Regions from separate parts of the Homo sapiens genome. Here all the other regions are linked to region 1. Evidence: chromatin contacts called from ENCODE Hi-C or POLR2A ChIA-PET data. All regions are on one chromosome and are shown on one strand. Each heading gives the region's core, a stretch centred on a gene start or an enhancer-like site at or near the end of the contact. The rest is flanking DNA. Distances are from core to core; before and after follow the strand shown. Region 1 holds the start of MARS2 (methionyl-tRNA synthetase 2, mitochondrial). Region 2 overlaps PLCL1 (phospholipase C like 1 (inactive)). Region 3 holds the start of ANKRD44 (ankyrin repeat domain 44).

Region 1 (4,574 bases), core at 325-2,824:
TTAAATAAGAGCACATCAACTGAGTATCCAAAGTTATTTTTTATATCTCTTATACAGAATTCGATTGGTCCACCTTTCATCATATCACTAGAGAAATCAGATCCAAGTTACCATATGTGTTCAGTCAAAGGTTATTATACAGCAGTCAAAATGAATGAATTACATGCAACATGTATTAAGAACATATGAATGCAGTTACATGCAACAACATGGATTAATATAGCAACAAAATGTTGAATAAAAAGGCAAGTTGAAGACTACATGTAGTATTATATCCTTTTTAGAATATTTAAATGCAAGCAAAATTAAACAATGTTACTTAGACATACTTTGTATGTGATCACACAAATGTGCAAGAACAAAATTCAGGACAATGACTACCTCAGGGAGGACAGTACGAGAAGAAAAGGAGCACACAGATCTAAATCACTGGTAATTTTCTAGTTCAGTGTTTCTCAAACTTTAATGTGCATCAGAATCACCTTAAAATCTAAATTACTGGGCCCTACCCTCAGAGTTTTCTGGTTCAGTATGTGGGGGATGGGGCCTAAGAATATACATATCGAACGAAGTTCCAGGTGCTGCCAGTTCTGCTGCTCTGGGGACCACACTCTGAAACCACTTGTAGTTCTTAGATTGGGTTGTAGGTTCATAGCTGCTCCATTTTATTATTAAATGTATATGCTACTTAAATTAAATTAAAAAAAAAAGATCAAAGATGAGAGTGTGTTATGAACTAGGGATTAACATTAATTCAATTCTGGGCTCCTGAGGTTTCCTCCCCTAAAAAAAATTCTAAGGTTCCATTACTAAAAGCAAACTTGAGAAACACTATTTTAAAAGAACTTCAAGACCATTAAAAAAATTAACTTTTTGAGAAATAAATTTGAAAATTATTCTTTATATGCACAGTGACAGCATATTGCACTCTACTTTCCTGGATCTCAATAAACTTTGGCAAGAACTTGGCAGATCACAAATCTACTTTTGTTGATTCAACAAAAACTGTTTAAAGACTTCTCTTCCATTCTCAGTTCTTATCCTTCTCTCAAAATGCTGTAGGTAATGATTTTTCATCTTTTTTCTCTCTCCCTCCCTTACAGATTGATTTAGGCTCTGAGATAAAATTTAGGTGACATTTTAGATATCGACAGGGCATGTGCAGAGCAATACTCTGTCTTGCAGTATGCCAGCCACGGACGGGGTTTAGACAAACGGCTGAATATAAAACTCTTGCCTACAAGCAGCTCAGCCTAGAGGGGGAAACAGATTCATAAATATAAAATTACAATCCAAAGCAGGAAACACAGTATGTTATACGAAGGCAAAGAGGTTCGTCTTCTTTCATAGCCTCTCCTAAACCCGGCAACTCTGAGCTGTTTTTCTGGCAAGCCGCCGTCCATTGGCGGCCTCTGGCGCCGCGGCTTTCGGCGTGCGGACGGCGCAGGCGCGGGCGGGGCGGGGCCGGGCGGGGAGGGCGGTGAGGGCCGGCGCTCGGGGCCGCGTTTCATTGGCTTTCCGGCCGGAAGCTGCGGCGCGACCCGGCTGCGCATGCGCCTCTCACACGTGCTGTCAGAACGCCGCCTCCTCCGCTTGCGGCCGGTCTGCACCATGCTGCGAACGTCCGTCCTCCGCCTGCTAGGACGCACGGGGGCTAGTAGGCTGTCTCTCCTGGAGGACTTCGGCCCACGCTACTACAGTTCGGGCTCCCTCAGTGCCGGCGATGATGCTTGTGATGTGCGCGCCTACTTCACTACACCCATTTTCTACGTGAACGCGGCGCCGCACATCGGGCACCTGTACTCGGCACTACTGGCGGACGCCCTATGCCGCCACCGTCGCCTCCGAGGTCCCAGCACGGCCGCCACGCGATTCTCCACTGGTACCGACGAGCACGGGCTGAAGATTCAGCAGGCAGCAGCTACCGCGGGCCTGGCCCCGACCGAGCTGTGCGACCGAGTCTCTGAGCAGTTCCAGCAGCTTTTCCAGGAGGCCGGTATCTCCTGCACAGATTTCATCCGCACCACGGAGGCCCGGCACCGGGTGGCTGTGCAGCACTTCTGGGGGGTGCTTAAGTCCCGCGGTCTGCTCTACAAGGGCGTCTATGAAGGTTGGTATTGCGCTTCCGACGAGTGCTTCCTGCCTGAGGCCAAGGTCACCCAGCAGCCGGGCCCATCGGGGGATTCGTTTCCTGTATCTCTCGAGAGCGGGCATCCAGTCTCCTGGACCAAGGAAGAAAACTACATTTTCAGGCTTTCCCAGTTCCGGAAGCCACTCCAGCGGTGGCTGCGGGGCAACCCTCAGGCGATCACCCCCGAACCATTTCATCACGTAGTTCTTCAGTGGCTGGACGAGGAGCTGCCCGACCTGTCCGTGTCTCGCAGAAGTAGCCACTTGCACTGGGGCATTCCGGTGCCCGGGGATGATTCGCAGACCATCTATGTATGGCTGGATGCCCTGGTCAACTACCTCACTGTAATTGGCTACCCAAATGCTGAGTTCAAATCTTGGTGGCCGGCCACCTCTCATATCATAGGTAAGGACATTCTCAAATTCCATGCCATCTATTGGCCTGCCTTCCTGTTAGGGGCCGGCATGAGCCCGCCACAGCGCATCTGTGTCCATTCCCACTGGACAGTCTGTGGCCAAAAGATGTCCAAGAGCTTGGGCAACGTGGTGGATCCTAGGACTTGCCTTAACCGCTATACCGTGGATGGCTTCCGCTACTTTCTCCTTCGGCAGGGCGTCCCCAACTGGGACTGTGACTACTATGATGAAAAGGTGGTTAAGTTGCTGAACTCCGAGCTGGCAGATGCCTTGGGAGGTCTCTTGAACCGATGCACTGCCAAAAGAATAAATCCTTCTGAGACCTACCCAGCCTTCTGCACTACCTGCTTCCCTAGTGAGCCAGGGTTGGTGGGGCCGTCAGTTCGTGCTCAGGCAGAGGATTATGCTCTGGTGAGCGCAGTGGCCACTTTGCCAAAGCAGGTAGCAGACCACTATGATAACTTTCGGATATATAAGGCTCTGGAGGCCGTGTCCAGCTGTGTCCGGCAAACTAATGGTTTTGTCCAAAGGCATGCACCATGGAAGCTGAACTGGGAGAGCCCAGTGGATGCTCCCTGGCTGGGTACTGTGCTTCATGTGGCCTTGGAATGTTTGCGAGTCTTTGGGACTTTGCTGCAGCCTGTCACCCCAAGCCTAGCTGACAAGCTGCTGTCTAGGCTGGGGGTCTCTGCCTCAGAGAGGAGTCTTGGAGAGCTCTATTTCTTGCCTCGATTCTATGGACATCCATGCCCTTTTGAAGGGAGGAGGCTGGGACCTGAAACTGGGCTTTTGTTTCCAAGACTAGACCAGTCCAGGACTTGGCTGGTGAAAGCCCACCGGACCTAGAAACTCAGTTCTTACCGGCTTGTGGTAAAAAAGCAAATGTGTTATCTTTTTATTTTTTATTTTCAGGAAAGTTATACTAGTATTTTCTTAAGTGTGGAATCAAATGAGCACATAAGCTGTGTCCCTGTGAAAAGAGGTTTGTAGCCTTTCAGGTGCCTGCTCCTATTCATTTCTCTGTGACCATTGATCACTGTCCTTTGTGCATTGTGTGTCTAAGATGTCTTCAGGGGAAAGATGGGTAAGAGACAGTGTTGCTAATGCTGTTCCTTCTTTGTGCCTCCTTCCAAACCACAGTTATTTGCCCAAACTACCTCTCGTGGCTGGTTTTTCATTGGCCTGGCCTCTGCTTCTCAGGCTAATTAGTGACTCCTTTCTTTGAGGGTCAGGGTTGGAGGCCCCTTACTGGTGGTTTTACAGGGGGATCCTACTTTGTTACACATGTTGGGTTTCCTGATAAAAAGAGAGTATTTTATTAAACCCTTGAACCAGTGTCCTAGACCAGATGATTTTTGCCCATGTGTATCCCCATTTAAATTCCTACAACTAAGTCTCCCTGCTTTGTTAATAGTCCAACAGTTGGGTTGTGTAACATCACACTTCAACCGGTAGATGGCTCTAATCTCACACATTTACTTACTAAAGATTGAGGATTCGGAATATTTAGAATAAATTAGTTTTCTGCTTTCTAATTTTGCAGATCTTTACATTTTTATTGCTTTTCTTAAAATAAGGGATAGCTTTGCAACCACTATTGTTTTAATGGAAAGCAAAAAACCCCCCCAAACTTATCAGAATCCTCGTTCTTTTTCAGACTACTGAAAAATGACATTTACTCTGTTAAATGTTTAATAAGTGAATAAGTAAATGTATCAAGTTGTTTATATAATAAATTATAAAACTCTTGAGGCACTTGGTATGTTAAAAATTTTAAACTTTAGTAACATTAGGTTACAGGTATGATTTAAAAATTTGTAAATAGTTCAAAAGGGCAATGTTTTCTTTATATTTCTTATAGTCTTAATTTTGTTATCCATGTGCATAATTTACCTCATGATTTCTTTTGGTCAATCAGGATCTTTAATACAATATAGAAATTGTGTAATAGTTATTATAAATGTTAATACACAACTTTCAGGTAATTTTAACTGATTATTTCTTTTGCTCTTTTAACTTAAGTTATT
Region 2 (4,217 bases), core at 238-2,737, 300 kb after region 1:
TTGACCAAGTCTGTGGCTTAATTTATGCCTCAAAGTGAAGTGATTAATATTATTCAATGCATGCATAGGACCAGAAATTCTTATTTGAATAAGTTATTCAACTTATAGGGTAATTAAAAACTGAAAGTAAACTGTCATTTCACTGCTATATTCCTATATATTAAATTAAACTTTAAACATTATTTAAGGATTCAATGTAATATATTTAGCTTTTTTTTTTAAAAGCAAGTCTGGAAGCTGGGCCAATTTCTACAAATGTTCTGCTCAGTAGCTAGCCTTTTGTGGAAACTCAATAGATCTTAAACACTTGGTTCATTTAAATTACTCTTCTTTTTGCTTTCAGGAAAGATTGAGAAGAGTTACAGGGAAGTTTAGTGGATTAGTCATTCAGTTCCTTGATGGATCACTTGCATGTGCCAATGCCAGGGAACATTTAACTGATTAAAACATTCTGAATGAATTTGTCATTTGGGGGTACTCTTTGAATGAATATCTTTATTGCATTGACTGTGTCCTACTGATATGACTTAGGCTTACTTCCAACATTAATTCTAAAGAGGCTCTGGCTAACTTATCTGTAGAATGTGTGTCCAAGTCAAGTTCGTGATGTATTTGGTTAAAAAAAACTTTGTGGCTCTTGAAAGAAATACAAAGATTTAGTAGTCAGTATTGTTTATAAAGTCTAGGGTGGTCATATTTAAATAATAAATCTAAGAATTAGATGAGTACTGTTACACATTTTTGTTAATAAATCTTAAATACTGGAAAGAATAGACTTAAGAAAAATATTCCAACATTGAAAACCTAAGTATCTAAACATATTTCAGTCTCATATGCCAAAAAATATGAAATTATAGCATTTTTGGTCAGGATAAACGCCTCCTGCATCTTTTTGTATAAGAAGTATTTTGAATGAAAATAGACTTGCCATGTCAGACTATTTGAAATTTAAGTTCTGTTTTCAATTTTAGGTTCTTAAAAAGGTCCAACTTAGCCAATGAACATAAAAGTGCTTACTGCTAATTTAGCTGCTGCTGCAGAACATGAAAGGAAATCATGAGGCCATTAACACATCTAGAAATAGTCATTTTCTAGCTTTCGGTTCCTAAGATAGCTTAGTGAAAATAAAATATTCAGACAAGGCAGGGTAGGGAGGTGAGTTTTTAAAGGATTTTCTTTTTAAACTTTCCTTCCTTCCACCCTCGCTCCCTCACTTCCACCCTCCTTTATTTCTCCTTCTTTATGTGTGTTAACTTAGAACTTCACTTCAAGATTTTCCGAGTGCTAAGTGATAGGGGCAGTGAGATATACGCTTTATCTCCCTGCATAGGCAATGAGTAAAAAAGATGTGAAATTATGGCAAATTCACCAGCAGATTTCAAAGGTGAAAATGCCCTTCTTGTACCAGGGTTAATATGATCTCCAGCCATCCATTCACAGATCATGCTCACTCTGTTGATGGCAAAGGAAAGTTCTCTTTGAGGCCTTGAAATGGAAACTGCACATCGTGCCTGGAAAGTCCCTCCAGGCTAGTGTTCAAGAAGTCTTTCTTTCACACTTCAGTTTCTTCATTGCATTATATTTACTGACTGCCTACCCTATGTTAGACCCTGTGTTAGGTCCTGCAGTCCTGTTCACAAGGATATTATAGTCTTGAGGGGAAGGCAGACATTCATTAAAGACTCACCTCAGTGTTGACGGGCAGACTGCAATAAAAAAGTATGCGGCACTGTGAATGTGTAACAGGTGTGGGCGGTGGTCAGGGAAGGCTGAGACTGGTTAACTGGGCAGAGGCAAAGGGTTGCAGGCAACTCGCCTGAGGTGGAGAGGCAAGGCTGGTGACAGGGGCAGGGAGGCCGTGGACAGCCGATATCACAAAAGGCGGTGCTGAAAGATGCAAGGGGACTGAGGACTTCTTTTTAGCTGAGCAAACAGTGCACATTTCTTCCACTCAGACTTTTCCTTTTCTAATTAAAAAAATGGGGACATCCACATCTTGATAACACAGTTAATGTGTGAATATAATAACTGCTTAATAAATCCTTGTTGAAATAGGAATGCTGATTAAGGCACTTAGGCCAGCAGCTGAAGGAGGCTTAATATATTCAGAGATGATTCCTAGGTATCTAGAAAAGGATATTTTAAGCTAAGAGAAAAGAGGGACAGTTCACCAGTTTCTTCCCTTCTAGGGAAACAACATAAAAGGACTGGAGTTGTTAAAAGACAGGGTGAGAAGTCTGTTGACATAAAACATGAGAAAATGAAGTTTGTGATGTTTTGATGCAGAAGTAAGTTATCATTATTGTTGAGTGATAATGGCATTAATTTTCTGAAGATGGGCAGCTCCTTTCATCCCATTTAATGTGTATGTGTGTGGGCATGTGTGCTTGCATACCTAAGGCTAAATTAATTTTTGGTACAATAGGGTAGGGTTGCTAGATTTGGTAAATGGAAATACAAGGCATCAAGATAAATTTGAATTTCAGGTAAAGGAAGTATAACTTTTGGAGTATATATATATGTCCCAAATGCCCTACCAGAGTGGAATTTTCCTCTTAAGAACTCTGGAGGCGTGTTGCCTCATTTCCCCCATGTTTTTAGTCATTGCATGTATAATGTTTATATTTATGTTTATTCGCAGTTTATTTTTGCCACATATATTTTTAGAATCTAAATTTTCCCAATAGTCTGGAACCTTTGGTGGGTGTACATAATGTGATGAAGGATTCTCTTCCTGGAGAGGCTGCTGATATATAGCCAAGATTCTGTCTTTGTGCTCTGGGCTTCTGTCTCTGTAGTGTTAATATTTCAAGAATGAGACTAGAGCATTTTTCTTACTTTAGTGCCCTTTGGAGCAACAGAAAGCTGCCTTTGCTGCAAAGGACCCTGTGGAATGATTGTTGATCTGCCTTCTAGAAACTGAGCTGTGCCCAAAACCTTTTACCAGTTTCTAAAGGCACCTGCTTTCATTTTCCTAGGAAGGTTCTTTAGGTGAGCGATAGTCACCCCTATATCTCTGCAATACCAAGTGAGCAGCTTGTTGTGTGTAGATACCATGAAATAGAAACAGATTCATGAAGATAAGATTAGAAGGTAATCTTTAGATTACAGAAACAGATTCATGAAAATAAGGATTAGAAGTTGTGAATGAAAACAACTGTTGCTTTGGATGGCTGGATTTAAAAATGTTCCTCAATATTGATGATGTGGTATTTTAATTAAAAAATAGGATCAGATCATGACACATAGAAGAAGCTATAATATGCACAATGATCTGCTTTTCCAGGAAATGAGTATCTTTGGGGATCAGCATTGAGCTCACTACACATGATAAAAAATAAAACTCATTGGAAATCTAGAAATTGGCAACTAAAAATTGAGTCAAAATGTGTTTTAACCACCCCACCCCCCTCTTGTTTGTTTTTATTCACTTCTGATAACCTACTGGCTGTTTAGTTATATTTTATGGTTGTTTTGGCTATCACAAACTCATACAGAATAGCTGGAATTATCAGTCTCAACAGGGACCATGAAGACATATGTGTGTAATTCAGTACATATATTAAAAAATAGCTAATTTACAATATTACAGGCACAAGGGAGCCCACTGATGTGAAGTTTCAGTGAAACAGTGTAAAGAAATGATGTTAGTTAAATATCACTATTTCTCAAAGTAAAGGATGTCATTGTATTAGTAGAATGTTAACCCTCTCTTTTATGGGTCAGTTACATCAACTTCATCATAAACCCTCTTCAAAAAACATGCATTTTAGGACTTGGATATAGTCAGGTCTGTGTTTCATTAAGCATTTGTTCAGATTCCAGCTCTCTTGCTCCACAACCATTGATATTTCTCAATTTATCTATAATTTACACCCTGACTGTCTCCATAAAAGATATAATGTTTATAAGGAAAGATATATGCAATTAGATAATAATTTGAATGCTTTTACAGGGAGAGGGAAATAAATATGCCACCCAAACCTAGGCTAATACATTCATTGAAAGCGAGTACTAATAATTATTTCTAAGCCTCCCAGCAGCCAAGGCAAAAAGGGACTCCAGTAACATAACATGATCATTATTTCATTGTTTACTTTTACTACTCCCTATTCCACGTTGAGATTGTTAGAGATATGTTAGTGATCACCTCAAGTCTTATTACCTCCAGAAATGTAAAGTTTGACTTAAAATCACAATGAACTCTTCCAATTTTT
Region 3 (4,749 bases), core at 1,346-3,845, 390 kb before region 1:
GGAGGGAGAAATTAAGAAGTGGTTGTTTTACTAGAAGCTGAATGGAGAGCAAGGTACTCCTGTACAAACTCTAAGGCAGGGATTCCAAGCAGGCGGGCGGCTCCCTGCCCACAATGATGGAGCAAAACTCTTCTAGTAGTGGTCTAAGCAAATGGTTTTAAAAGTTAATCTGTGAGGTTAAGAACTGACTTCTAAGAATTGAGTCTCAAACAGAAAAGGTAAGACTATATAAGGCAAGAAAGACCACACACTTACTTCCTGGACCTAAAGCTACACAGAAACCATCGTTGTTCACCACCCCACCCCACCCAGGCCACTTCCCCACCCCATCTCCTTCTGACTTTGTCCCAAGATAGACTGGACATTTTCAGAAGTTCTTGAATCTTAAAACGCCTTAGGTTCTTTTTACGTATCTGGAGATGGAACCAAATAAACGTTGTGTGACTCTTCCTTTCTCTCCATACTCATACTAGTTTATTGGGGGAAGGAAGGAAATATACTTGGAAACATCTTAAAAGGCAACATCTTTGAAATTCCTGCTCTGATAAGCCCTGAAGAATAACTTCCTCTCTTTGTAAGACCAAGTAATACACTTCTCACTAGGGTTGATCTTGATCTAGGAAGAGATGTTTTCTTGTAACCCTTACAACACATCCAATGAGATGATGGAGCTATCCTATACCAACTGTAGCAGAAAGTACAAGCACCTGGAAGGCAGAAGACAAGAGCTAGTCCCAGTCCTGCAGGCCTATAGCTGGCATTCTTTGAGGAAGACTTGCTTCACTTCTCCAGATCTGTTTTGTCATTTAGAAAATGAAGGGTTTGGGCTAGATCATCCTTAGAGTCCTTACAACTCTAAACTTCTATGTGATGTTCTTTCTTATATGTGATAACAATACCTATTAGAACCATTCTTTGTACTTTGAAGATCTAGGGATTAACAGACAAGTACAGCAACGTGTACTAGCAAAGATGACAGGCCCAAGACACGCTAAAACTGTAGGATTTAAAATACGCAAATGTCTAACAGTTGGCAAAGTATGTGACCAAAAGGTGAAGGAAATCCTGATATCAACTTACACTTTTAAATGCTCTGGAACCAATGAGAACAAATACATTCATCACAAGTACCAGCTGCTCTTCTTACTAAATTTAACAATAACATGAATTTTAACTCAGTGATTTCCCCATCACCAACCCCGCCAAACACCTGTAAATATTTAGGAAAAACAAGCTAAAAAAATTGAATCTAAAAGGCAGGAGAACAAATCATTGCAAATCATTGTGGTGACGGACTGCACTTCAGTTGCAAGATGTTCTGGCTGGATACTAACTGGAGAACGCAAGGCAGCAGATGCAACCCATGGACAAGTTTGAGGTATTTAATACCAAGGGCTGGCAAGTCTGACCCTGTAGTCAAAGTCAAGATTGCCTCTCTGCCTACCAGGACCCCAAAACAAAGTTCCTTTCACTACCCACGAATAAACGGGGGTGGGGGTAGCAAGCCGTTTCCTTTTTTCGTGGAAAGAGCTGCAAAGAGTTTTGTCATGCAACTTGGTTTGGTGCCTGTTAGTGTCAATGTAAGAGCAGCAGAGTCCGCGAAGGTGGCTGTTACCATTCCACAGACCTGCGGCGAGGACTGTCAATCCGATTCAGCAAATAACCCCACCTCTCCAAGCCAGGACTCCAGAGCTGCCCTGTGTGGTGTCTCAGCAAGGAAAGCCAACAAAGCTGGTAGACACAGGCAGACCGTAGCCCACCGCCTGTGAGTGGAGGCTCCGAGCCGACTTCACCTCCTCCTCAGAGGGACCGGCCCGATCCGAAAGGGCGGTCTCCAGGGGTCCCCATCCCGCACCACGCACACAGCCTGGCGCAACTAAAGAGGAAGTCGGATGTCACATCCAACGGATAAATAAAGACAGCCCGGCCACACAAGAGCCGCATTCTGGGCAGGACTCCTGCTAGGTTTGGGGAGGGGTCCCAGTCTGCGATCCTTTCTCCCTCTTCGTGCAGCGTCCTCCTCCCCGGGGCCCGGGCCGGCGGCGCCCACGCAACGCGGCGCGGTGCGAGTCCCGAGAGCACCTCGAGCCCCCGGCCCCCTCCCCAGCCCCGCCGGGCCCGCGGCCGCCGCACTCCCGCACGCCGGCTGCCCAGCGCCCACGGGCCCTGCCCCAGACTCGGGCGCGCAGTTCCGACGGCCCAGGGCGGGGACGGCGCGGCGGAGGGGAGCTGCCGCCGCGGGCTCTCGGAGGCACCGGCGGCCGCACACAGTCCTCCCCTTCGCCGCGAGTAAACAGCTCGCGGGCGCGCTCCAGCCGCGCCCCCATCCCCCCGCCGGGCTCCGCGCCGCCCCGCGCCCGCGCGTCCCGCCCGCCGGCGCCGCCGCCCGCTACCTGGTCGGTGAGTTTGAGCACTGCCATTCTTCCGCTCCTTCGCGCGCACACACATGCAGGTCCCCGGCCCGCAGATGTCACGCCGGGAGCCGGGGAAGCGGAAGGGATTGCCAGGAGAAGGGAAAAAATCTGGCTCCCGAATTTGACAGCCCTCCCCCTGCTCCTCCTCCGCCGCCGCCTCCTCCCGCCGAGAGGCTGACACTGGCTAGTGGGGTTTGCAGCCGAGCCCGCCCGCCTTTCCACAGGAAGTACCGGCTGCTGCCAGCCGGGCCGCCACTGACATCACCGCGCGCTGGCTCGCTCGCCGCCCGCCGCCTGGGCCGACGCTGCCTCCTGCCGCCCGCAGCCGAGCCGCGCAGCCCGGCCCCCGGCGCTGCCCCCGCGCCCGCACCGGGCCGCCGCCTGCCTTCCGCACCTGCACGCGGCGCCCGGCCGGGCCGGCCCCGGGCCCTGGGCGGATCGCGGGCCTCCCTGACGGGTCTCACACATATGGGTGGGGAAGCCCGCGGGGACACACCCCGAGGGGGCAGGAAAGGCTCTCACTCACATGCCGTCCACTTTAACCGGGGAGATGGGGTTACGCCCCCTTCCCCTAACCCAGAATCAGGTGGTGGCAGCGCCCCGAAGATCCCAGGGACCGCAATTATGATGCTCCCTTTGTTTAATGCCAGGAGGCAGCGGACACATTGTGATTCTTTACAGGGTGTTTGCCAAACATTTATGGGTGGAGGGAACAGAAGCTCTGGCCCTTCCACCTTGTTCTCCAGCCACTTTCCAGCTAAACACACACACACATATGCACACACACATACTATTGTTAAATTCAAACACCCTGGGTTTGGTTTTTGCTGGTGGGGGTGGAGTGGAGTTCCTGGAGAAGCAAAGCAGTCCTAAATCACCGAGTTGATGGGTCTTTTGGGTGTTCCCACCAGTCCTTACTGATCTCTACAAAATCCCAAGTTACCAAGCTCTTCAACAAATAGAAGACAGCTGTCAAACACCATGGGCTACAGATACAACGGGCATATTCGTAAGCATAGTAGCTGTTGATAGTTCTGGAATTTGGAGCAAACACTTATTCATTGAACAGCTATGTACTGAGTCCCTACCTTGTCAGGCACTGGCTAGGCACGGGAATAAACGGAGAGCATAAATAAGATAACCTGCTCTCAGAAGATGCCAACATAAACCGCATAGTCTCTGCTAATGAATGTAATTACAAACTGAGATAAGGGATCTCAAGGGAAAACATGCTTCTGAAGTGAACCCACAACAAAGGAATCAGACCAGACTGGTGGGTGAGGGCAGGCTTCCCTGAGAAAGTGACAGGAGTTGAGATCTGGAGAAGGGAGAATTAAGTAAGCAAGTGGAGAGGAAGTGCTCCCAGGCAGCCCCATGTGCCCCTGGCAGGCCATAGAGCAAACCTGTAGGGCAGCATTGAACAGCTTTGAAGAGCAAACTAGAGCTACAGAATTCTTTGGTCAAGACCAAACATCTGCCTCTACTGTATATTCACAAACCAAATGTCCATTCTTCCTCCCTACTCTTAGAACCTCCCCCAAAGATTCCACATGAGACAGGAGAGAAAGGAGCATTAATATCCTCACATTTACCATCCAGCCACTCTGGTTGTCGAAGCAGCTAAATCTCAAATTTACCTTTATTAGTCTTATAGATTATAATTCAGATCATGCAGACAAGAAGAACCAAGGAACTTTGTTCCTGGCTTCCACTCCTCTGTTATCAATGTTGCATGGAAACAAACAAACAAAAAATTCTAAGGCCTTTCTCAGACATACAACAGATTGTTTATGTTGCATCTATGAGTCAGTTCTTCACTGCTGTTATTGGTATGTCTATTTACTGAACACCCTGCATGGCTTTGTAAGTAAACTGAATAGGACCCTGCATTCTCTACTTAAATAGAGCCATCTTTCAGAAGAGTGATAACAAATGACTTAATTTGGAAGATTCACTCAAGATCCAATTTGATTCATCGCGGACATGCCTGCACCTAAGTTCCTGGGGCCAAAGTGAGGAGGCAGCAGTTCTCCACCCAATCAGACCATCATCCTCTTTTTGTAACTAGTATCTTTAACACTCCCCTTACTATCCTGAAAGGTAATTTGTGGATAATATTACCTACCAATACAAATTTCAAAAAAAAAAAAACCAGCAACAATATATTGTCCTAATTGTACAATAAAGGAAAAATTAAAGGAGAGTAATTTATAATGAATATGTATTTCAGTAGGTAAGTGGTAAAACACAACTCTCTTTGTCTTCTGACAAAACAAAGCAGTAAGATGCTTCCACCTATATGGAGAGGCTTTGTGAATGAGAGAATTACAAATGC

What was found. A loop is a pair of places that touch in the nucleus more often than their neighbours do. ChIA-PET counts read pairs that join two places held with the same protein, here RNA polymerase II (POLR2A). Pooled maps may share reads with other maps.
Region 2: a map with no recorded cell type shows a loop between it and region 1 (8-fold over the local background). The contact joins the enhancer-like site here to the promoter of MARS2 in region 1. A Hi-C loop is called at or near these places in 15 of 37 single-sample maps with no recorded cell type and 11 of 50 pooled maps. POLR2A ChIA-PET finds 5 or more read pairs at or near these places in 2 of 52 experiments (CD4-positive, alpha-beta T cell and activated CD4-positive, alpha-beta T cell).
Region 3: a pooled map shows a loop between it and region 1 (5-fold over the local background). The contact joins the promoter of ANKRD44 here to the promoter of MARS2 in region 1. A Hi-C loop is called at or near these places in 2 of 37 single-sample maps with no recorded cell type and 13 of 50 pooled maps. POLR2A ChIA-PET finds 5 or more read pairs at or near these places in 1 of 52 experiments (Panc1).

Annotation. Positions count from the first base shown.
Region 1 is chr2:197,703,795-197,708,368 of GRCh38, forward strand. MARS2 (methionyl-tRNA synthetase 2, mitochondrial) reads left to right here and starts at 1,575. Exons shown (of 1, transcript NM_138395.4): 1 at 1,575-4,574. The coding sequence starts at 1,612. The coding sequence ends at 3,393. RefSeq lists a silencer at 1,389-1,628 and enhancers at 1,769-1,818, 1,859-1,978.
Region 2 is chr2:198,003,929-198,008,145 of GRCh38, forward strand. The region is part of intron 1 of PLCL1 (phospholipase C like 1 (inactive)); the gene reads left to right. Among named protein-coding and RNA genes, the nearest start is that of PLCL1, 200 kb to the left of the region's middle. RefSeq lists an enhancer at 1,400-1,589. Within about 2 kb of position 1,488, at least 2 of the 41 ENCODE cell types and tissues checked have a DNase peak (open chromatin) inside an H3K27ac peak, as active enhancers do.
Region 3 is chr2:197,308,185-197,312,933 of GRCh38, forward strand. It overlaps ANKRD44 (ankyrin repeat domain 44), which reads right to left and starts at 2,596. Exons shown (of 28, transcript NM_001195144.2): 1 at 2,394-2,596. The coding sequence starts at 2,420. ANKRD44-DT (ANKRD44 divergent transcript) reads left to right here and starts at 2,882. Exons shown (of 4, transcript XR_923750.3): 1 at 2,882-4,514. RefSeq lists enhancers at 1-5, 936-995, 1,447-1,948 and silencers at 2,072-2,451, 2,502-2,821, 2,832-2,911.